Regions from separate parts of the Homo sapiens genome. Here region 2 is linked to region 1. The links are chromatin contacts, found by Hi-C or POLR2A ChIA-PET in ENCODE. All regions are on one chromosome and are shown on one strand. Each heading gives the region's core, a stretch centred on a gene start or an enhancer-like site at or near the end of the contact. The rest is flanking DNA. Distances are from core to core; before and after follow the strand shown.

Region 1 (6,922 bases), core at 1-2,500:
AGTATGTACTTGTCTTCTGGTCAAAGCCCTTGCTTCGTTCTGGGGCAAACTAGGCTAAATGGAGGACAAACATGCTCGTAGGCTAACACTATACTTCCGCTGGGTTCCTGCATGGGAGCTGTTACTTTAAGCAACTAAGAAAAGCCGAAGGAAGAAGTCAATAGGAATTTCACAACTACATTTCTACTTCAACCTTGCCACCGAGAGTTTTCTTTTTCTTTCACGGGCTTAGAGACTAAGTCATCACAAAAGAGCTGCTACAAATGCGGCTGCTGAAAGCGAAAATTCAGCTCAAACTACTGGGCTGAGGTCAGCACACGGAATTACTCAGCCTAGACGTCACCCGATAAACGCTGCTCTGTGCTGGGCACTGCGGCCCCAGACCTAGTGCCCCCGGAGGGTGGCGCCGCCCGGGCCTTGGCTAACGCCGAGCGACGCGGGGTGGGAAGGGCGGCTCCACCGCGGATATCGGAAGGGGTCCCGGCCCTGGCGAGCCCAGCCCGAGGTGGAGAGCCTGCGTCACGTGGCGGCCCGCGCCCGTCCGCCCGGCCTCCGCGGCCCCTCCCGGACGCTTCCCCGGCAGGCGGGGGCGGGCACATGGGGCGCCGGCGCGCGGCCCGGGCCCCGAGTGCCGGCCTCCCGGCCCCTCACCTTCGTCACAGCCTTGGTGGCGGCCCCTGGGCCCGCAGCCCCCGCGCTGGCGGTCCCGCCGTCACCCGGCCGGGTCCCCGCGCCCGCCCCGCCGCCCGCCGCACCCGCGGCTCCACTGCTTCCGCCGGCGCTGCCCGCTGCGCCCGCGGCACTCGCCGCCCGGTTGCTCCGCTCCTTCTTCTTCTTCTTGTCCCTCTTGGCAAAGAAGTTGTCCAGGCTCCGCTCCTCCGTCTCAGCCATGGCCTCGGCCTCCTCGACCCGGATGGGTGGGGCCGGCGGCGGGCGCGGCCCGCGGGGCTCCGAGCTCGGGGTCGAGGCCGGCTCTGCGCTCACGCTGCCGGGCGCGGCGACGCCTCAGCCCCGCGGGGTCGCCGAGGCGTGCGCGGCGAGACGGGCGGCTCCCCCTGCGTGCTGGCGAGCGGTGGTACGGTCCGCCCGGGGGCTCGCGCGCCGCCGCTGTCGCCCGAGGCTGCCGGGGCTGCCGCTGCTGCTGCGACGGCGGAGCAGGATTCCGCTCTCCCCACAACCTGAGGGGAAAAGGCACGCGCGAGCCAGAGGTTCTGGCGAGAGTGCTCGGCTAGCAGCGGCGCGTGCCGGAGGAAGAGGCGCGCGCGCAGGCCTGGAGAGGAGGGGAAGGGAGTGGGGAGGGGAGGGAGAGGGAGGAGGGAGGGCGGGCCGCTAGAAGAGAGAGGAAGCGCCTGCGCCTGCGTATTTTGCTCTGCCTGCCGCTGTGGGATCGCCAAGGGGCGGGCGGCGGGAGGAGATGGAGGCGGAGCTGGAAAGAGAGCCAATCAGGTGCCAGGACGAAGCTCTTAGGTGACAATCCCTGACCCAGACGGGGCGGAGTCCAAGCATGGGGGCGGGGAGAGGAGGGCATATGCAAAATAAGTGACGTGCCGGGCGACTCCGGTTTCCCGATTGGCCGAGGGTTTAGTCTTGAGGGCGGGCATGTTGAGGGCTGGTTGATGACTTGGCTAAAGAGGTCCAGCAGGAGGGGCAGTGGGTTCCTTTTGGACGCATGCGCAGGATGCACGTGTGTTTCCTGGCCCAGAACAAACCGTGGCCCCATAGTAGTCGTTTGAACTGTCGCGAAACGGACAGGCACTGCGTTAAGCCAACTGTGTTAAAGATTGTTCCTCTCCTCTGATCGCTTCTGTACTTCCACCCCCTCTGGAGTGGCAACCATTACTTTTCTTCTTTACCGGTTGATTGTGAAAGTGAGAGGAGCAGTGAGCCTGAAGTTTAGGTCCCATTTACTAAAAGATCTTTCATAGGCTGGTTGGTAGGTAGAAAGGGATTTTGTCTGAACTCCACCCTCTGGATTATGTTTACCAAGGTCAAGTTCAATAAATCCTATCGTCAAGTCCCTAATCTGTAAAGTGGGTATACTATTTCTTACAAGATAGGGGGATGGAGGGAAGAGAGTCAACATTATTAGCTGCTCAGCACATTGCTTAACGCCCTGACTTGAGTCTAGATGATGATACAGTTTATCCTTAGCTTCTATCCCTGATAAAAGGAGGGGACTGTCTTATCATAGGGGTGGAGACCAAAATGCCCAGGCGAAAGCCAGGTTTAAATGGGTTTAAAGCCCATTTAAATACCCTTGGGGCCTTGAAAATGAAATGAATTCTATATGCAAAAGGTGGTCTAAAGTAAGCTCTTAAACTTTCTACTTCCTCCTTCTAAAAGCAGAAGAGGGAGCTGTCACAACCATTGAGGAAATGACTCAGACAAATGTTGGTAGCCATATGGGGTAGATAGAATCCAGCCAGTAAATGGAGAGACTTCTTCGTCTTTTCCTTTACAGTTACCCCATTAAAGTTTCTCTTTTCCTACCCCCTACTTACACTGCTATTAAAGAATTAACTTCTGGCTGGGCGCGGTGGCTCACGCCTGTAATCCCAGCACTTCAGGAGGCCGAGGCAGGCGCATCACCTGAGGTCAGGAGTTCGAGACCAGCCTCACCAAAATAATGAAACCCCGTCTCTACTAAAAACACGAAAATTAGCCGGGCGTAGTGGCTAACGCCTGTAATCCCAGCTACAGGTTGAGGCTGGAGAATTGCTTGAACCCGGGGGTGCGGAGGTTGCAGTAAGCCGAGATCGCCTCATTGCAATCCAGCCTGGGCAACAACAGTGAAACTCCGTCTCAAAAAAAAAAAAAAAGTCTAACTTCTGAATGTCAAAAGAAATCAAGGACCTAGCCTTGGCCAGCAAGTAGCTTGAGCTTATACATATACTATTCCCCAAACATGAACAGCTCCCAAGGTGACTTCCTTCTATGACAACATATATCTTCCTGTGATGCAGGCCAGGTTCAGTACTGCCCATCACCATCACCCTCCCTTACCATCGCTAATCAAATTTATTTTCTTTCTTTTTTTTCTTTCCTTCTTTTTTCTCCCTTCCTCTTTTCTTTCCTTCTTTTCTTCCTCCCCCCTCTTTCTTCCTTCCTCCCTCCCTCTCTTTCATTTATTTATTTATTTATTTACTTACTTATTTTTTGAGGCAAAGTCTTGCTCTTGTCACCAGGCTGGAGTGCAATGGCATGTCAGCTCGCTGCAACCTCTGCCTCCCAGGATCAAGCGATTCTCCTGCCTTAGCCTCCTGAGTAGCTGGGATTACAGGCACCCGCCACCACACCCAGCTAATTTTTGTATTTTTAGTAGAGACGGGGTTTCACCATGTTGGCCAGGCTGGTCTCAAACTCCTGACCCTCGTGATCCACCCACCTCAGCCTCCCAAAGTGCTGGAATTACAGGTGTGAGCCACCATGCCCGGCCCTCTCCCTCTCTTTCTTTCCTCATCTATGAAGCACTTATTTTGCTATATTTCGGGCAAAGTGCTTTATTCAAAAGTGAGTAATTTGTGATTCCTGCATTCAATTCCCTTATAATCTAGAAGAGAAGATCTAGATATAAATAAGTTTCAGTTATTTATATCTTTCTTAAGTCCTTATCAATTCATCATTGTCTTGAAAGAATTAATGACTTGAGAAAATACACAGAAGGAACAGTAGTTGAGGGCTGACGCTGCAGAATTTCCCACTACATTTTTCAGTGTGATTGATGGCATGATCCCAGAACTTGATCATGTGTAAGAAATTCAGGTCAGGCCAGTAGAGAGACCAGTGTCTTTGTGGTTGTGTCATTGTTTGTAGTAATTCTCTCCTCTGTGAAGCTGGTCCCTTCCTCTTTGAATCACCTGCCCTAAAATTGACAGCATCTGTTCCCATCAGTTGCTCCTTTTAAACCTCCCCTACCACCCTTCTCCAGATTGGTTGCACAGTGCCCTGAATCATGCTATCATTATCATCGTTACCAGACACCCCCTCATCTTTGAAGCATCCTTCTGCCCTCTCTCTCTTTTTTTCTTTTTAAGAGGCGGGGCTCAAGCAATCCTCTGGCTTCAGCCTCCAGAGTAGCTGGGACTACAGGCAGGTGCCATCATGTACAGCTGAATTTTTTTTTTTTTTTTTTTACATTTTTAGAGAAAGGGATCTTGCTATGTTGCCCAGGCTGGTCTGGAACTCCTGGGCTCAATTGATCCTGCTGCCTTGGCCTCCTGAGTAGCTGGGATCACAAGTAGGAGCCGCTGTGCCCGGCTCCTCCAGCTCTCTCTTGACAGAGGTGTCTTCCCCTCTGCTGTCCAATGTGTTTGGACCGTCTGCATACTTAAAGCAAACAGACTTTCACTTGTACTTGCCAGATGGAAAACTTGTATAGTAATGCAGACTATTCCCAGGTATTTCTGCACATCTTCCAAGGTTCCTAATGCTGTCTGAACATGGCAGTTTCCCTCTGGGTCCTCTGAAGTGGTGCAATCCGAAGGACATCATATATCTCCCTCAACAAGGCCTGCTGAGTTCCAATATTCCATGAGCTCAAGAGCTGGCAAAGGGCAGTTGAGCCCAGCCCCATTGTTTCTGAGTTCTTTTCTGCTGAGCTATTTGATCCAAGATCCATTCTGCTACCTAGGCTGGAAATTCCACTCATGCTCAGCTCAAAGGAATGCAGCTCATGCTGGCCAAAGTGTTCACCAGGAAATGGGTGGCTAGAATTCTTCTTTTCATTTCTGGTTTCCTCTCTAACATCTGTAAGGCCAACTATGCCACTGCCTGAACTGTCCCCTTTTCAACTGGGGAGCAACTACTTACAGGTCATCTCTTCTGGGAGTCTTTTCTTATTCTCTACAGGCAGCTTGATTTCCTAAACTTCAGAGGCCCAGAGTCTTTTCATTTGGTATGATCGTTGATGCCTTCCTGGTATTCGCATGATTGGTTTGTTATTTAACCACTCTCATTCATTCACTCAAGTATATAAAACATGTATTTAATGAGCACCTACTATATGCCGGGCCCTATGTTAGGAGTTAAAGGAGAGATAAGCCCTGCCTTCACAGAGCTTATTGTACACTAAGCTGGTAACTAGAAGGAGACACACAGGAACACCTACAAAAGCACATTGAAAACTCTTGAAGGCAGGAATGGCATTGAGCATATAGCCTATATCACACAAGCATTTAACTGATGTTTGTAAAATGAAAAATGTCTCCATTAATCTCCAGTTTTCCACATTAACAGAGGACTGCACAAATCATGGACTCTAAAAGTGTTTCCTTGTTGGCTTATGAGCATAGGCTAACTCTGCCACACATAACAAATAATTCAACCTTCTCCCTCAACCTCAAGTTCCTCCTTAGCTCATTTTTGACATTAGGGTCCTAGTTGGAGGATACATGGAGAGCAAGAGGAGGCCCCAGACAACAGCAACTATCCAGGAGAGCTTATTTCCAGAAAGAGAAAAGGGCTGCCATACACCCCCCTTCTCCTAGACACAGACACACACACACACACATACACCCACCACCATGGCTTGAGAAGGGAGTCAGACTCATTAACCCCACCCCCAATGGGTCTGGTTTGCTGATTGTTGAACCACATAAAATTGCTGCTATTTGACTGTTTTTGACCTGCCAAAAACAATCATTTCAAAAGGTTAAACCTAACATATTAGAAAATAAACCAAAAAGTTCTGTAAATAAATGAAAAGCTTGGGAACAACCAACCTATCCATCAAGGTGACCTCCTTGAGTGTCTCGGTGAGGGAAGGGCTGCAATGTGATGACAATTGAATGATCAGCAACCGAATCAACTTTATTGTATGGAGAATGTGTGAACTGAAGGATGAGGGAAGAGCCTGGAGAGTAGAAAAGAGGAAGGAAAAAGAAATAGGATAAAGCCATGAGGCCAGAAGTTGGCACTTATTACCCACCACTGTCCAAGAAAGAGCAGTGTGAAATTTGTTTTCACATAGACGTGCCCTGCTGTAAGGTGGAGATGATTCAGTAGACCGCACCCTGATTTGGCTGAAATAGCCCTCAAAAGGTCAGCTTTCCTTAACTCTTGGGATACACTCACCAACCAGCCTGTTGATGACTAACTTGACTCTCTGAGACTGCTGATATTGGGAAAAGGGTGCCCTAGTTGGGAGAGGAACATTCCAGTTACTGAAAGACTAACACTGTTAATGAATACATTGGTATGTATGTGGTTATATAGTTTGGCCTCTTATGAGTTGGATTGCTGGGAGTCAGGCTTTTTCAGGGAGATGAACCCTGACAGGACACTGATATGACTATGACCCAGGTTCAGCTCTGTGGCAAATTCGCCAAGGAAAAGCTACTCTGGGTGGCCACTTTGGGAGCCAGTCAAACGACTCTGGCACAAAGCAAGACATTCTGACTCAATCGTTTTGATCACAGAGTGCAAGGGGTATAATTACGTGGGCAAGACACGATTATTCTGTTCCTGACCCTAGCTCCATTCTTGATCTTACTTCATGATCCAACAGCTACATGTGAGATTGTCTGGCATTTTCTGCTTCTGACTCAGAGCCTCCGTATTCCTGGTTACTAGGTCACTAGGTCAATGGTATTGTCATCCTCTTTAGGCTGACAAAAAGCAGAGAGAGGGTCAGAGTGCAGGGAGTGCAGGGAAACCTTCTGCGTGCTGGGTGGAAGGCAAATCCTATACTTTCTCTCGGGGACCTTGCTTTTTACTTGGTGGTCAAGCGCATGCTTTCTAGAGTCAAATCTAGGTTCGAGTACCAGCTCTGCCTCCTCCTAGCAAGTCACTTAACTTCTCTGCATCACAGGTTTTTTCACCTGTAAAGTATGGATGATAAGCACAACTGCCTCCTGGAGTTGTGAGGATGAAATGTGGACATGAATTTAAGACCACTCAGCTCTAGTGCTTGGCAAATAGAAAA
Region 2 (6,922 bases), core at 1,728-4,227, 3.2 Mb before region 1:
ACAAACAAACACAAACAAAAGGGAGGTGAATGAAGGGAGAGGTGTTTACAAGGCTAGTGCAATAGTTTTGGTGTAAGGCAATGGGAGGGGAGAAGGGTTTGAATAAGGATGGCAGCAGTAGAAAAAAAAGCAAGCCATCTGAATGAGGTATGGTGGGACTTAGGCTTTTTTGAAAGAAAATAATCAAGTCTGGCCCTACAATTTAGAGCCTAGGCTGCTATGTAATTATTTATAAACAATTTATAAAATTGATTATAAAAATGACTTATAATCAATTATTAAGTGTGAGGGCAAAATACAATTTTAGATTTCTATAAACTTAGAAAGTTGATTACCCATGCCCTCAGAGTTAAAAAAATGCTAAAAACTTCTTAGTAAGATTAAAAACAATAAATGTAATAATGCTGATGGCATTTCTATAATATATTAAATAGTTTAAATATTAAATAGTTAAATAGTTTAACACTCGTAACAACCCTATGAGATTGGTACTGTTGCTATTTCCATTTTGCAGTTGAGGAAATTGAGACAGAAAGAGATTTGTCTAAGGTTACAAAGCTTTCCAGAGCAGTCTGGTTTCACAGTTCATGTTCTTAATCACTACACTAGCTGAAATTACAATGTTAGGATAAATTAGGAAATTCAAATAAGAGAGATGAATTATTTTAAGTGTTTGAGCTGCAGCTTTCTGGCAAGTAGCTGAACACGAGGAAACTCAGTTAAGGAAAAATCAAGAACAGACTAATTTTGGGAGACCTAAGAGAAGGCATGTAGTAGAGAACAGATTGAAGAAAGAGGAGGTGCTAGCAAAGAAATCAGAAGACCAGCAAACTAGGTAGGTGTAGATCCGGGGAAGTGTCTTAAAAGAAAGGGAAAAAGGGTTTCAAGTAGGGGATGGGGATTGGTGAAAACCGTAACTGTTTCTTTTGAGAATGTGTCAATGAAAGGAACGTTGATAGCATAGCAACTGGAGGGAGTAACATCACTGAATTAAAAAAAAAAAAAAGACAAAAGAAACTTTTTTTTTTTGAGACAGAGTCTCACTCTTATCGCCCAAGCTGGAGTGCAGTGGCGTGATCTCGGCTCACTGCAACCTTCACCTCCCGGGTTCGAGAGATTCTCCTGCCTCAGCCTCCCGAGTAGCTGGCATTACAGGCGCACACCAGCACGCCTGGCTGTTTGTATTTTTAGTAGAGACAGGGTTTCACCATGTTGGCCAGGGTAGTCTCGAACTCCTGACCTCATGTTATCTGCCCGCCTCTGCCTCACAACGTGCTGGTATTACAGGTGTGAGCCACCGCACCCAGCCAAGACAACAGAAACTTCTGAGAAACAGAAAGGAAGAAGACAGTGGATAAGAACATATTTACATTATAAGGCGCTAGGAAAGTAGTGGTGGAAGGAGAAGGTGGGAAGGGATGGCATAGTTTCAGGCAGAGGGAGTGGCTTTGGAGAGAAGGGTTCTGGGTTAATTTGGTTAGAAGTTTTGGGATCACGAACAGGAGGTGGTCACAGATATTTTATAATGGAGGCAAGGTCAAACCGGAATTGGAGTCCCATAGCTCTGAGCCCAGGAAACTGGATGAATTTATCTATTAGTATGGACTGGGACTGGCATCTTTAACAACATGGAAAGCTTGAAACAGTCTTTGTGGAAAATAGGAGATCAGCCAGAGATTAGAAGAAAACGCAAGAAAATTATAAGTAGGAGTCCAGTCACGAATTCATATCCAATCTGGTCAGTTATGACTTCCTCCAGCGAAAAGCCACACATCTTGCAAACCCTTGAGAGAGAAAACACAAATAGGGGTAACCTACTGGAGACAGGCCCTTAAGACTATAAAGTAGTTGAGCGATTCCATACTGAAATAGAGTTGGCTATAGCGATAGAGAAGTTAGTCATATATGGGGCTAATGATCCAGGAGAGTAAGGATTCACTTTTGTGGTGAAAAGTTGTAAGCAGGTGAAAGGTAGGGATCCATGGCCACGGACGGGCAGGTGGAGATCAGGGAAGAGGCGACGTTAAACATAAATAGTTTGTTAATGATTTCACCTTACTGATTATTTCTCTTTTGGCATCTAGAAGGCTAAGATTCTCATGTGTATTTCAGAGCTACTGAAAGTAGTCCTAGGTTGTGGAGGGAGAAATCCACTTTCACAGCTGAGTCTATCTTCTCAGTCTAGTTATATTCTCCTCTCACAAACTAGCCAATGCTGCCGCCTTATGCAAAGCCGACACCACGGAAAGATGTGCTTTACAGAGGCAGGATGACGCCAATCGGCCTAGGGCCGGCGGTGTTTCGTCTAGATTAATGGCGAGGGAAGTCCCCAATAGTCCTTTTGAAACCTTTTCACTCTTGCCTGGTGAAAGCGCTTGTCAGCCGTAAATCGCGAATACAATGCTAAGCTCTGAGGCCCTTGCTAAATCCAAGTAGGAGCAGGGATCTGCGCGGCCTCACCCTCGGGTTTCCGCAGGGCGTCTCGAGAGCTGCGGATGGGGGCAGCAGGAGCCGGGCGGGAACAGAGGAAAGCGCCGGCCCTGAGACCTAGGGAGGAGCCTCGGTGAAGGAACCCGGGGCGGGTTCCTGCCTAGATCTCCAAGAAGCTCCAAAAATGGCGGGCGGCAACTCGGCGAGCCGGACGCGCAGGCGCCACCGTGGCCGTCCTTCCGCCAGCCGCGGGCGGCCCAAGAACCGTCCACAGCGCCCTTATCCAGAAGCCTACGCCTCTCGCGATTGGCTGAACTGCGCGAGCGCTCCGTGTGGGGGCGGGGCCGCCACGCAGCGGCCACGTTTCCCGCCCCGCTGGTGCGCGTGCGCGCAATCCCCACTGGAAAGCGTTTGCGCGCGCCCCTGCCGCGGCCCCTAGCTCGCGCCTCAGCTCCCTCCCCTTTCCGGGCAGGCCCGTCCCGTCAGCAAGGCAGTGAGCACCGCGGCCAGCAGAGGGCGGTCCGGACCCAAGTCTGCAGCGGCGCCATTGGCGTGTGGAAAATGCCACCAGATGGCGGGTTAGGATTGCAGCTCCGTTGAAGGCGCGGCCCCCGCTCCCGAACCCCCGGCGACCACCCCGTAACAACCCCCCCACATCGGGAATAACACACCGGAGACTTTTGGGGGGAAACTAGGTCGATGGTCGGCGGCGCCCGGATGGGCAGCTGAGGTGAGTGCGGGCGGCGGCGACGGCGGCGGGGGGCGGGAAAGAGGGGGAATGCGGCGGCAGCGGCGCGGGGGCTGGAAGCGCCGATCCAAGATGGAGGCCGGGCGAGAGCGAGAGAGCGCGAGCGGCGAGCGGGCGGGCCGGGCGCGGGCCCCGTGCGGGGGAGGGAGGCCGCGCGGGCCTGTGCGGGGTGCGGCGGTCGTGGGCCGTCCGAGTGCCCGGAGAGACGTCTGTGGGCGCGGTGGGCACCCCGGCGTCTTCGTCGCTTGCCACCCCTCCCGCGGGCACCAAAAATTTTGCCCCCGCCCGCCCGGGCACTACGGCGACAGGCGCGGAAGCCTTTGTGGCGCGCTCGGGCCCGCCGCCAAGCCCGCCCTCCGCCCCCCCCCGCCCGGGCTCTCGGGAGTCGCCCGCGCCCAGCGGGGCCGGGCCGACGCGGGCTGGCGCGAATGCCTTCCGCCGCCTGCCGACCTGCGTTTCTGCGGTGTTTTAGCGGCGGCGGCGTCACATGACAACGAGTTCATTTCAGCGGAGGGGCCTGGGGGGTCGCTCGGCGGGGCGGCTGGCCCAGGCTTCTTGTTGGCGGGGTGGGGCAGCGGGGTGGCGGCTGGGGGAGATGCATCAATGCTGGGCTTTCCAGCTATCTGCCCTCTCAGCCCCCGACGGGGGCCTCCTTGTGAAACGTGTCCAGGCCTAAGCACTGCCCCGCTAGTTTGCCAGTCCCCTGAGAGACGAGGCCAATAAAAGTTGTTTTCCCTCCTTTCTCGAGGTGGGGGCGGGGTGGGAAACTAGAGTGCTTGGAGTTGGACCTGAGCCCCGTTTGCAGGGTCCGAACTGGGTTCTTCTTGTATGGTATGGGTACTAAGAAATTTTCAGGTTTTAGGATTGTCACGTCACCCCCATCTACCCACATTTGAAATGTTATCTGTCGATTCTCTTCACATTGCAGGGAATCGTGCTCCGGGAGTATAAGTCATAGGATAGTTTTGGACACTTACAGACAAAAAAAAAACAAAAAAAAAAAACGCAATTTGTCATAAAAAAAAATTATTTGCTGTTAAAGTTGGTGTTAAGATGGATAGAGTTTATTCTCGTGATTCTGACTAGAAAGACTTGCATCTTCGCAAAAATAGTGTTTACTTGAGAAAGTATCTGAATTGGCACAAAGTTGTGTGATTTGTAACTTATCTGGAATTTGAATGACTCTACATTTTAGTTTTCCTCGTGTTTTAAGAAAATTGCACATTCCGATGGTGAAGCACTTAGGGAAATATACAGAAGAGTGAAAATAAAAATAACTTGTTTATTGTATGGTAATGTAACGTACCTTGTTCTAATATTCATAATGTATGAGGAATTCAGACTGAAAAATTTTAACCAAGTAGGGAAATATGGAATGGAAAGAAGCAGAAATGTTATTTCCTTGCTTTTGATGATTAAGAATACTTATAAGACAAATTGTTACCCAAATAAAGTTGTAGAAGATCTACAGGTGTTTTGCCACGCATTTTCCTTTACATATTTAAAACGTACTTCGAGTAAACTAAATTAATTCAAGTGATCTACCAGTGGTCATTTTCACAAACGAACTGCTTTTGAGTGGAAATTTTTCTGTATCCACTTCAGTTTCGATGTTCTGATAAGGCTAAGGAATATTTAAATAGATGCAAAATATGGAAGTTTGTTGTGTTACTAGGATTGCCTCCTTTGAAGAGACTAATAAAATGACTGTAGATTTGATTGGCTCTTTTAAAGCCTTAAAGGCACTATGGTGTAGGGGAGAAGGAGTGGGTCCTGGACCGAAGTTACTTTGAACGTCCCCTGGGTTTGTGGTGTTCAGGGTGTTACCTTTGAGCCTTACTTTCTTTATCTCTAAAAATGGGGAGCTGGGCCCAGTGGTGCACTCCTGTAGTTCCAGCTACTCTGTAGTGAGGCAGGAGGAACCCTTAAACCCAGGAGTTTGAGGCTTACCTGGGCAACATACAAGACTCCATCTCTTTAAAAAAATAAAATAAAATGGGGATAGTATCTTACGGTGATTGTGTAACAAGATGTCTGTGAAAAACACACATTTAATTGCTGTAACTTAAAATTTACAGAATTTTGTACAGTTTTAATCTTTTTTTCCTTGATTCTGACTCTGTGTATGTTCATAATCTCAGTGCTGTGAGAAGAAATAATGTACTCTGGGAAAGATACGTTCTTGTTTCCCCTTTTATTTGTTGTTTTGTCCTGTATCTTTATATCTTTATTTAGGGGGGTATATTAGTTTCTTTCTTTTTTTTTTTAATGCATAACAAATTTCACACTTAACAGATTAACAATTATTTCAGCTTCCATAGGTCAGAAGTTTGGGGAGGTATAGCTGAGCATCTCAGGCTAAAATCAGGGTGTCAGCTGTGATTGCAGTGCATATCTGAGGCTTAGAGTTGTTTTTCTTTTTTTTTTTTTTTGAGATGGAGTCTCATTCTGTCACCAGGCTGGAGTGCAGTGGTGTGATCTCGGCTCACTGCAACCTCCGCCTCCTGGGTTCAAGCGATTCTCCTGCCTCAGCCTCGCAAGTAGCTGGGTCTACAAGTGCGTGCCACCATGCCCACCTAATTTTTATATTTTTAGTGGAGACGGGGTTTCACCACGTTGGCCAGGATGGTCTCCATCTCTTCACCTCGTGATCTGCCCACCTCAGCCTACCAAAATGCTGGGATTACAGTTGTGAGCCACTGTGCCCGGCCAGAGTTGTCTTTCAAGGTCACTACTTGTTGGCACAATTAATTTCCTTGTGATAGTGTGACTGAAGTCCCCATCTTCTTGTTAGCTGTTGGCCAAGGACTGCTCTCAGATCCTTGCCGTGTGGCCACATAGTTCACAACATGGCTGTTAGCTTTTATCCATGCTAGCAGGAGTCAGTCTCCCTATTTCCTGTGTGTCTGACCTCTGACTCCCCCCTTTAAGGTCTTTTTTAAAAGCTCACCAGCTAAGCTCTGAGGCCCTTGTGGTAAACTTAACTGATTAAGGGCCTTAATTACATATGCAAACATATATTTTGTCATATAATCACCGTAATGATATCCCGTTATATCTACAGGTCTCTCCCACACTCAAGGGGAGGGCATGATACAAGGGTGTGGGTTAGTGGAGGCTTTTAAGAATTTTGCCTGCCGTAGGAAAAGAAGTATCTTCACATTTACCTCTTCAGATTCCGGACATACAAGGAGAGGACCTAGGCAGAGCAGTAACCCCACTTGATCAGCTTACTCTTACTTATATTGCCTTTTCCTCACCTTTTTTCCTTTCCCGTTTCCTGGTACCTTAGTTTACATGCCTTCCTCTATGAAATAATTTTATTGCATTGAGAGGAAATTAAAAATAAAAACGAAAATTTAAAACGTTATAAAGAAGGGAGGCAATGGGAGAAGGGAGTTTGTATAATTATTTTTTCTTTCATTTCTGCCACTAAGAACACCTTTTTAAAAAATTTAAAAAAATTACTATTATTGGCCTGGTACAGTGGCTGACACCTGTAATCCCAGCACTTTGGGAGGCCGAGGTGGGTGGATCACCTGAGGTCAGGAGTTTCAGACCAGCTTGGCCGTGGCCGACATGGTGAAACCCTGTCTATACTAAAAATACAAAAATTAGCCAGGCGTGGTAGCACTTGCCTGTAATCCTACTACTCAGGAGGCCGAGGCAGGAGAATTGCTTGAACCTGGGAGGCGGAGCTTGCAGTGAGCTGGGATCACGCCACTGCACTCCAGCCTGGGTGAC

What was found. A loop is a pair of places that touch in the nucleus more often than their neighbours do. ChIA-PET counts read pairs that join two places held with the same protein, here RNA polymerase II (POLR2A). Pooled maps may share reads with other maps.
Region 2: a loop to region 1 is called in a map of CD8-positive, alpha-beta T cell, with 17 times the contacts of the local background. The contact joins the promoter of STAG1 here to the promoter of CDV3 in region 1. A Hi-C loop is called at or near these places in 3 of 168 maps with a recorded cell type or tissue (CD4-positive, alpha-beta T cell, CD8-positive, alpha-beta T cell and naive thymus-derived CD4-positive, alpha-beta T cell), 1 of 37 single-sample maps with no recorded cell type and 13 of 50 pooled maps. POLR2A ChIA-PET finds 5 or more read pairs at or near these places in 2 of 52 experiments (CD4-positive, alpha-beta T cell and activated B cell).

Annotation. Positions count from the first base shown.
Region 1 is chr3:133,568,014-133,574,935 of GRCh38, reverse strand. CDV3 (CDV3 homolog) reads right to left here and starts at 1,250. Exons shown (of 5, transcript NM_017548.5): 1 at 652-1,250. The coding sequence starts at 891. RefSeq lists silencers at 282-671, 702-811, 832-1,371 and enhancers at 1,752-1,921, 1,578-2,079, 2,022-2,261.
Region 2 is chr3:136,748,433-136,755,354 of GRCh38, reverse strand. It overlaps STAG1 (STAG1 cohesin complex component), which reads left to right and starts at 2,977. Exons shown (of 34, transcript NM_005862.3): 1 at 2,977-3,160. It overlaps STAG1-DT (STAG1 divergent transcript), which reads right to left and starts at 2,684. Exons shown (of 1, transcript NR_185911.1): 1 at 1-2,684. RefSeq lists enhancers at 1,669-2,600, 2,394-2,713, 2,601-3,532 and silencers at 2,724-2,953, 3,274-3,653.